Linked DNA regions of Homo sapiens: region 1 is linked to region 2. A link is a contact called in ENCODE Hi-C data. All regions are on one chromosome and are shown on one strand. The core of a region is the stretch at or near the end of the contact, and the rest is flanking DNA. Distances in the headings are between cores, read along the strand shown.

Evidence for each region. Hi-C counts contacts between places; a loop is a spot of excess contacts on that map. Pooled maps may share reads with other maps.
Region 1: a loop to region 2 is called in a map with no recorded cell type, with 3 times the contacts of the local background. The contact joins two enhancer-like sites. A Hi-C loop is called at or near these places in 3 of 37 single-sample maps with no recorded cell type and 2 of 50 pooled maps.

The regions. Positions count from the first base shown.
Region 1 is chr9:110,312,404-110,317,685 of GRCh38, reverse strand. The region is part of intron 4 of TXNDC8 (thioredoxin domain containing 8); the gene reads left to right. It overlaps LOC124902246 (a long non-coding RNA gene), which reads right to left. Exons shown (of 2, transcript XR_007061729.1): 2 at 5,251-5,282. Among named protein-coding and RNA genes, the nearest start is that of TXNDC8, 23 kb to the left of the region's middle. Within about 2 kb of position 1,250, at least 2 of the 41 ENCODE cell types and tissues checked have a DNase peak (open chromatin) inside an H3K27ac peak, as active enhancers do.
Region 2 is chr9:109,964,042-109,969,275 of GRCh38, reverse strand. All of the region lies in intron 6 of PALM2AKAP2 (PALM2 and AKAP2 fusion), which reads right to left. Among named protein-coding and RNA genes, the nearest start is that of PALM2AKAP2, 190 kb to the right of the region's middle. RefSeq lists enhancers at 1,059-1,128, 1,519-1,638, 1,649-1,698, 2,379-2,478. Within about 2 kb of position 1,520, at least 9 of the 41 ENCODE cell types and tissues checked have a DNase peak (open chromatin) inside an H3K27ac peak, as active enhancers do.

The DNA.
Region 1 (5,282 bases), core at 1-2,500, 350 kb before region 2:
ACTATTCCCTTAAAGCCTAGACATTGGGGTGACCCACCTGTGGGAGAATCTGGGGCTGCAAAGAAGAAACTTACCTGTGCAGGTAAAAGAGGTATTGTTGCTTTGCACAACTATCAAGCCCCAAAAGTGAGGCTATAGTATGATGGCCTTCCAGATCTATCTGGGCAGGTTTAGGGCCCACTTCCCATGTGTTGTGCAGAAAGACAGTGGGAAGAGAGCATACCTGTCCCTTGAGCAGAGCATCCCCAAAAGGAGAGAGGATAGGCACAAGTTCATTCCTTTGTGTCAGCTTAACAGATAAGCTCACCTCTAAACATGGGGAGAAGTGAAGGGATATAGGAAACAGGCATATTTTCTCAAAACTGGGCATTTGAGCAGATTTTCCAGTGGAAACATGAGAACAAGTATATGAGCCATTGAAGGGAATGGCCCCCAAACCATGTTTATCCCTGAGAATAAAGTTTCACCCTACACTTCCAGTAAACGGGAAAAATGACATCTCCTCTAGCCAGAGTCCAAAATCAGTTTTCCTGTTCAAGGTGTGGCTTGAGGTGAATTCCCACGACATTAGATGCACACGCTTTTGCCCTTCCACAGAAAGCCACATTGTACTGACTACCTAGCTCTTAGGCAGTTGCATGAAGCCTCAACAACTTCAGTTGATGGCACAGAATAAGAGTCGGTGAACAGTCCCAGGGCCATATCCGACCCTCCACTTGTTTTTGTAAATAAACTTTCACTGGAACACAGCCATGCCCATTTGTTTATGAATTGTCACTAGCTGCTTTAGCATTACAACAGCAAATTTGAGTAGTTGCAACAGAGACCAAATGGCCTGCAAAGCCTAAAGCTGGTATTATCTGATCCTTTACAAAAAAAGCTTGTCAACCCCTACACAGAAGAAAAGCACTCTTGCATTATTTATGCCACCAACGCTCAAAGAATCAGATCTGTAAGTAGAGTTTCTAAATCAGCTACAAGAAAATGAAAGTAAATTTGTATTTTGCTGGTATCGCACTATTAGAACAAGTTGAGAAGAAGGCCAGTATAGATAAGGAAAAAAATTAACATTGTTTTTATAGGCTCTTGTTCTTGAATTCGAGTGCATATAAATTCAAGCTGCTTGCTTGATTTTTATTTAGCTCCTCCAAAAACTTTAATCAAGCCCCTTGCAGTTGCAAAGCCTGTCTTGAGTCTTGTGAAAGTCAAAGGGGAAGTGTTCAAATACCTGCAACGTGATGCAGATGGCTCTGGGGAACAGATGGGTGGGGAGGAGTCAGAGAAAGGGGCCCAGATAGGATCAAACAGTAATTAATGTTGCTCACCTCTCCACAGAAGGTAGAGAAATTTTAAAAATTTTTATTAGACATATTCTTTTCATCTTATTCATACTATTCAATGCTTTAGTAAACTCCTCTTTTTAAAAAAGAGAATATAATATCATTATAAATTATAAAATTATATTGTACAGGCCAGGCACAGTGGCTCACACCTGTAATCTCAGCACTTTGGGAGGCCGAGGCAGGCAGATCACTTTGAGGCCAGGTGTTCGAGACCAGCCTAGCAGGTAGTAGCCTAGATGGTGAAACCCCATCTCTTCTAAAAATACAAAAAAAAAAAATTAGCCGAGTGTGGTGGCACATGTCTATAATCCCAGCTACTCAGGAGTGTGAGGCAGGAGAACCACCTGGACCCGGGAGGCGGAGGTTGCAGTGAGCCAAGATCATACCACCGCACTCCAGCCTCAGTGACAGAGCAAGACCCTGTCTCAAAAAAAAAGAAAAAAGAAATTATATTGTACATACATTTCTACAGCCTGCGCCCCCCGCCCCCTCAACCCCCTCCCCTGCCGCCAAAAAAAAAAGTGTCTTGTGGCTGGGCACAGTGGCTCACACCTGTAATTCCAGCACTTTGGGAAGCCAAGCCAGGTGGGTTCCTTGAGCCCAGGAGATCAAGACCAGCCTGAACAACATAGTGAAACCCTATCTCTACAAAAAAAAAAAATACAAAAATTAGCCAGGCATAGTAGCAGGATTCTGTAGTCCCAGCTACTTGGCAGGCTGAGGCAAGAAGATCAAAACCAAAATTGCATATCAACTGGCCAAGATATTTTGCTATAATTATCTTTTGAGTGTGTCATTAGTCAGACTCTAAAGTCTAATTGGTACTCTTGGAAGTCCATTTGTGAGGAGGGGACCGCTGTCTCCAGCCCCTTTGCATTTTGCAGCAGCAGTACTAGAATTTTTGCAGGTGATTCAATGTCTTTGGCATTAAAAAAAATTGCCCCGGGCTGGGTGCAGTGGCTCACACTTGTAATCCCAGCACTTTGGGAGGCTGAGGCGGGTGGATTACCTGAGGTCAGGAGTTCGAGACCAGCCTGGCCAACATGGCAAAACCCCGTCTGTACTAAAAATACAAAAATTAGCTGGGTGTGGTGGCGGGTGCTTGTAATCCCAGCTACTCGGGAGGCTGAGGCAAGAGAATCACTTGAACCCAGCAGGCGGAGGTTGCAGTGAGCCAAGAGCATGCCATTGCACTCCAGCCTGGGCAACAAGAGCCAAAAAAACAAAACAAAAAAAAACCTGCCTCTGGATGATGGGCAAATGCAGGGGATAGGAGGGTTCACTTCATTATTTTATTTTTGTGGATGTTTGAAAATGTTCATAATAAAAGACTTCAAAACTGATCATTGAGCTTAGTTGGTTCTATTATGCATGGACAGCCACACCCCATTCTCTTGGTCTCAGCAAACCAGAGCTTATAATTTTCATTAGCAGTTATTACTAGGGTTGCAGCAGTGCCTTGAGGAGAGAGAAGTAAACTCGCTCCCTTAATATTTCAGAGTGGAGCATGCCTTTGAGAGGCATAACCCGACATCGGAATAAAACGAGAAAACAATGTGAACCCTGAATATCTGAGACATGTCTCAGTTAATTTAGAAAGTTTAATTTGCTGGCCGGGCGCGGTGGCTCAAGCCTGTAATCCCAGCACTTTGGGAGGCCGAGGTGGGCGGATCACGAGGTCAGGAGATAGAGACCATCCTGGCTAACACAGTGAAACCCCGTCTCTACTAAAAATACAAAAAATTAGCCGGACGGGGTGGCGGGCGCCTGTAGTCCCAGCTACTCCGGAGGCTGAGGCAGGAGAATGGCGAGAACCCAGGAGGCGGAGCTTGCAGTGAGCCGAGATCGCGCCACTGCACTCCAGCCTGGGTGACAGAGCGAGACTCCATCTCAAAAAAAAAAAAGAAAAAAGAAAAAGAAAAAGAAAAAAAGAAAAAAAAGAAAGTTTAATTTGCCGATTTTGAGGACATCCACCTGTGACACAGCCTCAAGAGTCCCTGATGACATGTGCCCAGGTGGTGAGAGCACAGCTTGGTTTTATACATTGTAGGGAGGCATGAGACATCAATCAACATATGTAAGATGAACATTGGTTCAGTCAAGAAAGGCAGGACAACTCAAAGTGGGGAGGGGGCTTCCAGGTCATAGGTAGATAAAAGACAAATGGTTGCCTTCTTTGAGTTTCTGATTAGCCTCTCCAAAGGAGGCAATCAGATTTGGATTTATCTCAGTGAGCAGAGGGGTGAGTTTGAATAGAATGGGAGGCAGTTTGGCCCTAAGCAGTTCCCAGCTTGACTTTTCCCTTTAGCTTAGTGATTTTGGGGTCCCAAGATTTATTTTCCTTTCACATTTACCCCCTTTTCTATTTAAAAATCTTTTGGAGAAATCATTTTAGAAGAAAATGAGTTTCTGGTCTCAGGTTTCATCTGATCTCTCATGGCTAGGGTGGTTTATTCCTAGACAGGTAGGTGCCAAGTTATTAGGAAAGCTTATTTTTAGCAGCTTGTGAAGCCTCACATCCTATGAAAAGAAAATAGGGGGAAGAAGGGAGAAGAACAACAACAAACAAAAGAACAATCCTGGAAAATCTGTATAGGCCACATTACTCCATTTTGGTTGTTTGTTTGTTATTTGTTTGTTTTGAGACAGAGTTTTGCTCTTATCAACCAGGCTGGAGTCAGGGGCACGGTCTCGGCTCACTGCAACCTCCACCTCCTGGGTACAAGTGATTCTCCTGCCTCAGCCTCCCAAGTAGCTGGGATTACAGGCATGTGCCACCACGCCTGGCTAATTTTTGTATTTTTAGTAGAGACAGGATTTTGCCACGTTGGCCAGGCTGGTCTCAAACTCCTAATCTCAGGTGATCTGCCCACGTCAGCCTCCCAAAGTGCTGAGATTACAGGTGTGAGCCACTGTGTCCAGCCTAAGTCATATTACTCTGAAGTCTACACATGGACTTCAGAAAGTGGCTTATATATGTAAATAGATTGCTGTTATTTTCTTCGGAAGTTTAAATTGTCTAGCTTCAGTTTGCAGGGCTTTAAAAAAGCACAGCTTAGTTTTCAGTGACTCCAAATTAGGAAAAATTGGGGGAAAAGATAAGAAAAAAATTGAAACATTATTTTGAAGACTCGTAGGGGCAGGCATGGTGGCTCACACCTGTAATCCCAGCACTTTGGGAGGCCAAGGTGAGCACATCACCTGAGGTCAGGAGTTCAAGACCAGCCTGGCCAACATGTTGAAACCCTGTCTCTACTAAAAATACAAAAATTAGCTGGGTAAGGTGGCGGGCATCTGTAATCCCAGCTACTTGGGAGGCTGAGGCAGGAGAATCACTTGAATCCGGGTGGCGGAGGTTGCAGTGAACTGAGATTGCAAGATCATGCCACTGAACTCCAGCTTGGGCAACAGCGAGACTCTGTCTCAAAAACAACTAAAAAAAGAAGACTTGTAGCCAAGAGAAATTAGAATTTAGTCCAAACTGCAGAAAATAATATAAATGGAAAAACATTAGGCAAGACTAGAATCTAACAACAGATGTACTATAATTTTTGAAACAATTTTCTCTCTCCAGGTTCCCATTTCTACTAAAGACAAATCATGATAGGACAGATTTGCTTTATTATACTTGGACTGAGTATTTGTATACAGTGCAGCAAGAATAATTTTTTTTACATAGGCTTTTAAATTGACTTTGATGGAACTTCGTTCCATAGAAAGAATCTCAGATAAGACTTTTTTGAAGCTGAGCCCAGCCATAGATGGATTTGTACCATCAAATGCCTATGGGAATTCCTCTCCTCTTGAGGTTCCATGATAAACTTGGGGCTCCTGGGCCTGTCAGAAAGTGACATTCTTTACTTACCACAGGTCAGGAATCCTGTACAGAAACTGTGTAGACAAGGTATGAGGCCAGTTTTCCCAAGGGACTTTTATTGT
Region 2 (5,234 bases), core at 271-2,770:
ACAGGCTGTCTGTCCTATTTGGCCCAGACCAGCAGCTGTGGAGCTGCTGAGCTTTTGCAAACCCTGTTCCTTCTTTCTGGAATACTCTTGGCATGGCTGCCTTCCTCATCTTTCAGATGTCAGCTGAAATGTCCTGTCTTCAGAGGGTCCTTTCTGGGAGTCGTGTGTGTGTGTGTGTGTGTGTGTGCACGCACATTTGTAGAGGTGCAGGAAAAGACTGTCAGATCAGAGGGTCTTGCATTTTACATTCCTGCAGCTGTTCTGTTCAGTTGCTTTCTAGTCAGTTTTTTTCTTAGTCTCTAAATTACCACAGTCTCTCTGTCTGTGTCACACTCCACAGTTTTATAGCCCGGAGAGGAACTGGGTCTGGGGTCACTCCCTGGAATCTGAGGATCATGTTCTGTCACTGGAAGAAATCCTGAGATTCTTCTAATGAAGACAGAGGGCTGACATAGCCAGCCTTTCCAGGGGTCTTAGTGGCAGACTTACTGGGAGTTTTGAAGTGAAATGTAGCTGCCCTGAAAATCGCGCTGAAAATCGCGGCTGGACTCCTTAGGGCTTCCCCCCACAATTCCTGTGCATTGATTTCACATGGAGTCCCCAGAAATTTGGGGGACTGGGAGCTGGGTACAAGTGGTAGATGCTGAAGGCTAACACAAAATCAGGGCCTCTTTCAGAAACCCAGGTTTCCCACCTCCCTTTGTAGGGTGCAATGAAACCCAACAGAGTGGCCAGAGACAGGGACTTTTGTCTTGGGAGAGTACTGTTTCCTGTTGATGATATAGCTAGACGTCTTCGGAGAAAACCTTTCACTGAGAGATCTAGTCGCTTCTGCTCTCAGTTTGGGCTATAAACAGGAAATAGAGAGAGCTGCTTAGAAATGAGATATCATTATAATCAAAATAGCTCTTGTTGATTTTTGCTTTCTCCTGGAATTCCAGTTTCCATTTAGTGGAAGAAGGAGGTTTCCCAGCAGATCCAGGCCTTCCACAGCCTATGGGGTACGCGAGGGCCTCAAGTTGCAAAGCAGGCAGGCCAGACCCCCAGGGCCATGGTGGCCTCTGAGCAAATGCAGGAGTCCCTCTCCCTGGGAGAAGTGCCAGAGAGGACTGTTCTGGGAGAGATTTCCAGAATTCCAGTATCCTTTCTTCTTCAGACCACACAGCCTCAGTCCTAAATCCTTTACCATTCATTCATTCATTCATTTATTCATTCCCTCATCAAACAAACATTGTTTGGGTCACTTTTGTGTGCCAAGCACTGTGGTAGACACCAGAACTATTGCAGAGAAAAAGACCAAGTCCTTGCTTTCAAGAAGCTTATGATCTGGTGTGAGAGATAGATACTCAGATACTCACACACCATCCTGCCTGTTGGAGAATAACTTCAAGTGGTCTTCATGGTACCCCAAACCCACAAATTTAAACACAACAAAGTCAACTTTCCCTGGTTGACTCATCCACCACTTTCTGTTCCTCCCAGAGCTTCCTTAAGCAGGCCATTGTGGTGGTTTTGAGACATGTCTAAAAATTCTTTGACACTTCTCCCTTCAAGACATGGAGTCTCAGCCAAGTGCGGTGGCTCACGCCTGTAACCCCAACACTTTGGGAGGCCAAGGCGGGCAGATCACCTGAATTCAGGAGTTTGAGACCAGCGTGGCCAATATGGTGAAATCCCATCTCCACTAAAAATACAAAAATTAGCTGGGTGTGGTGGCGCCTGCCTGTAGTCACAGCTACTCGGGAGTCTGAGGCACAAGAATCACTTGAACCCAGCAAGTGGAGGTTGCAGTGAGCCAAGATCGTGCCACTGCACTCTAGCCTGGGCAACAGAATGAAACTCTGTCTCAAAAAAAAAAAAAAAAGACACGGAGTCTCACTGCGCTACCCTTGCATATGGGCTGGCCTTAGTGCCTTGCTTCTAATACATAGAAGGTGGCAGAAGCGATGCTGTGAGACTTGGAGGCTGGGCAAGAAAAGGTAATACATCTTCTGCCTGGTTCTCTGTCTTGAGATACAGCTGCTGAGCTGTGAAGAGCCCCTTGCCACATGGAGATGCCCTGGGGAGATGTTCTCGCTGACAGCCCCAGCTGAGGTCCCAACAGCCAGCCAGCATCTACCACCGGACACGAGGGGGAGGAAGCCTTCAGGATGACTCTTGACTCTTGCCCCAGCTACATCTAACCACCAGCTTGTGACAGATCCCAAGAACTACATAGCTGAACTGCAAGAGATAATAATAACAACAACAGCATAGAACATAAATCATTTTCGTTTTAGCTTCTAGGTTTGGATGATTTGTTATGTGGCAAAAGACAACCAGAACAATCCTAGAAACACCGTGATGGAACTCCGTTCCTTAACAACTTTGCTACTCAAGGAGTGGCCGGCAGACCCGCGGCACCAGACCACCTGGGAGCTTGCTACAAACACAGACCATTGAGTACCGCCTGAGACCTACTGAACCAGAACCTGCATTTTCACAAGACTGCCAAACATTTCACATGCATGTTAAGCTTTAAGAAGCACTGCTTAGCAAGACTGTTTTGAAAGTACATTATTTTAAGGTCATGCTTTAAAATATTCAAACACCAAAAAATAACGTAACAGACACCAACGTACCAACCATCCAGATTTAAAAGATAAAAAATAGCAAGCATATATTCTGTGCTGAATACTATTGTAAGATCTTTACAAATATTGACTCCTTTAACCTTCATGACAGCCTTGTGAGAGAGGCACTACTTTGTCATTCATTGTTATGTGATAGAGGAAGAAACAGGACAGAAAGATTAAGTCATTCACTCAAGGTCACACAAGCTCATAAGCAGCAGTACTGGTATTAGAACATTAGCAGTACTAAATGCAGGGTACCTGGCTCCAGGGTTGAGCTATTCTGCTAAACATTTAACACTTTGCCACCTCTTCCTTGATATCTTAAGTCTATCAAGGCTCTTCTGAAATTAGTCTCCATCTCTCCCTTTTCTTTTGCACAGCCACCATCCTAGTTTAGTCTAGGACTTGTGCAACACTGCCCTGGCTGCCTTGAACCTCTGGTATGGCACCATTCAATCCATTTTCTACGATGCCCCAGATTGATCTTTCTGCCGACACTGATCTTTTCATCCTCCCTGCCCAGATAGTTTTAGTGCCTCTGCTCTGCCTGGCACCTAAACAGGTCAACTTGGACTCCAAGTCCCTTGAAACCCCATCCCAAATCTAGTCTCCAACAAAAAACAAAACAGATCACAACATCATCACCGGGTCCCCATCACCACACACAGGAGCTTCATGGTTTGCTTACACATTTCCTCCTGGCTGGGTTGCCTTTTCCCTTGCCTGGTCCTACAAACTCCATCTCAAATCCCACCTCCTTGGCAAATCCTTCGTTGACTACTTTTAGTTTAAAGTATGAACTCCCACTTCTGAACTCAGTAACACTTAGAAACATCTTAATATCTCTTTTTAGCTCTTTTTTTTCCCCCTGAGTATCTTCAATGGCCAGGTACTGCACGAGGCATTTATTTTTTTATTGTGGTAAAACATACATAATACCATTTACCACTTTAAGTTTACAGTTCGATAGCATTAAGTACATTCACACTGTTGTGCAACCATCACCGCCAGCCATTTCCAGAACTTTTTCATCATCCCAAACTGAAATTCTGTACCCATTAAACAATAACTCTCCTTTCTTCTCTCCCCCAGGTCCTCTGGTAACCTTTCTGTCACTACGAATTTGACTAGTCTAGATATCTCATGTAAGTGGAATAATACAATATTTGTCCTTTTCTCTCTGGCTTGTTTAACTTAGCACTATGTTTCATGGTCCATCCATGTTGTGACATATATCAAAATTTCATTCCTTTTATGGCTGAATAATATTCCATTGTAGGGATATATCACATTTTGTTTATCCATTCATCTGTGGATGGACACTTGGGGTTTTTTCCGTCTTTTGGCTATTGGAAATAATGCTGCTGTGAGCATTGGTATACAAATATCTGTTCGAGTCCTTGCTCTCAATTCTTTTGTGCATGAGGCATTTTAAACTTTATTCTCCATACAAATCTATCGTAGGGATTATTAGTCCCACTTCATAGGAAAAAGAGGTTCAGAGAAGTTAAGTGACTTTTCCAGGGCCATGTGTCTAGGGCTTATAAATACTGTTTTCCTGAGGATTCTGCTTTTACTAATAAACATTTTATTTTCTAGAAGAGATGAGTATCTAACTTAATAAGGATTCCATAATTCAAGGTTCTATGTGTTATCTCTGTCAATGTTGATGGTAATGACAATGGCAAGAAACAGATGAAAGATGACACATCCTTGTGTCCAGCAAAGGTGAGGAGGGAGACATTTTCTTCCCTTCCAGCATGAATCTAGATTCTAAGTGTCTGGATGAGCTAATTAGGTCCTGAACATATCCTTGACTTGAAAATCTGTAACTGTAACACCCAAGGGAAGCTCCATGGCCTGAGAGTTATTTGCCATTTTTTGATTTAGGGTCAAGGAATAGAAATAGCCAGACAGTTTGCTTCCAGGAGCAAAGTTATACTCAAGTCCAAAGCCTTGAGCTCAAGTTCCCAGCTGAGGTATAGTAAGAGCTCAATATGATGGTGGCTGATATTTAGGTGGTAGGCAGGCAAGCCAGCCTCCCCAGTGTGACCAGTACTGTGGGGTTTCCTGGGACAGAAGCTTGCAGAGCAAAAACCAAGAAAGTCACAGGCTAAATTGGGTTAAGTTGGCGACCTTAACCTAAAGATCATTGTGGAAGGAAAAGACATAATTAATCTTGCATCTGTCCCTTCTTCTCTCGCTCCTACTGGTTCAAATCTCTGACCTCCCAGCTGGTCTCCTGCAATAGCTCCCTCACTGGCCTTCCTGCCTCTGCCTCTGCCTGCAGTAGCCCATTTGGCACAATCTGCCCTGATCAAAAACCTTCAATCTTCTTCACCACTAAACCAATTTAGCTAGGGCCAAAACCTCTCATTCCTGTAAGCACCAGACAGGTCATGTCCATGAGAGACACAGCTCTGGTGTAAGACAATGGGAACTGGTAGGGCTGCAGCCAGGCCTATGCCGAACATTTCTGGGGCTTGGAGCAAGTGCACAAATAGATGCTGACATACAGTATATCTCAATATCTGAAATCAAATTCAAAATTATTAAATATTTTATGTTCTCTCTTACTAAGTTGGCAAATATACTTCATACTGACTGAGAAGGCCAAGT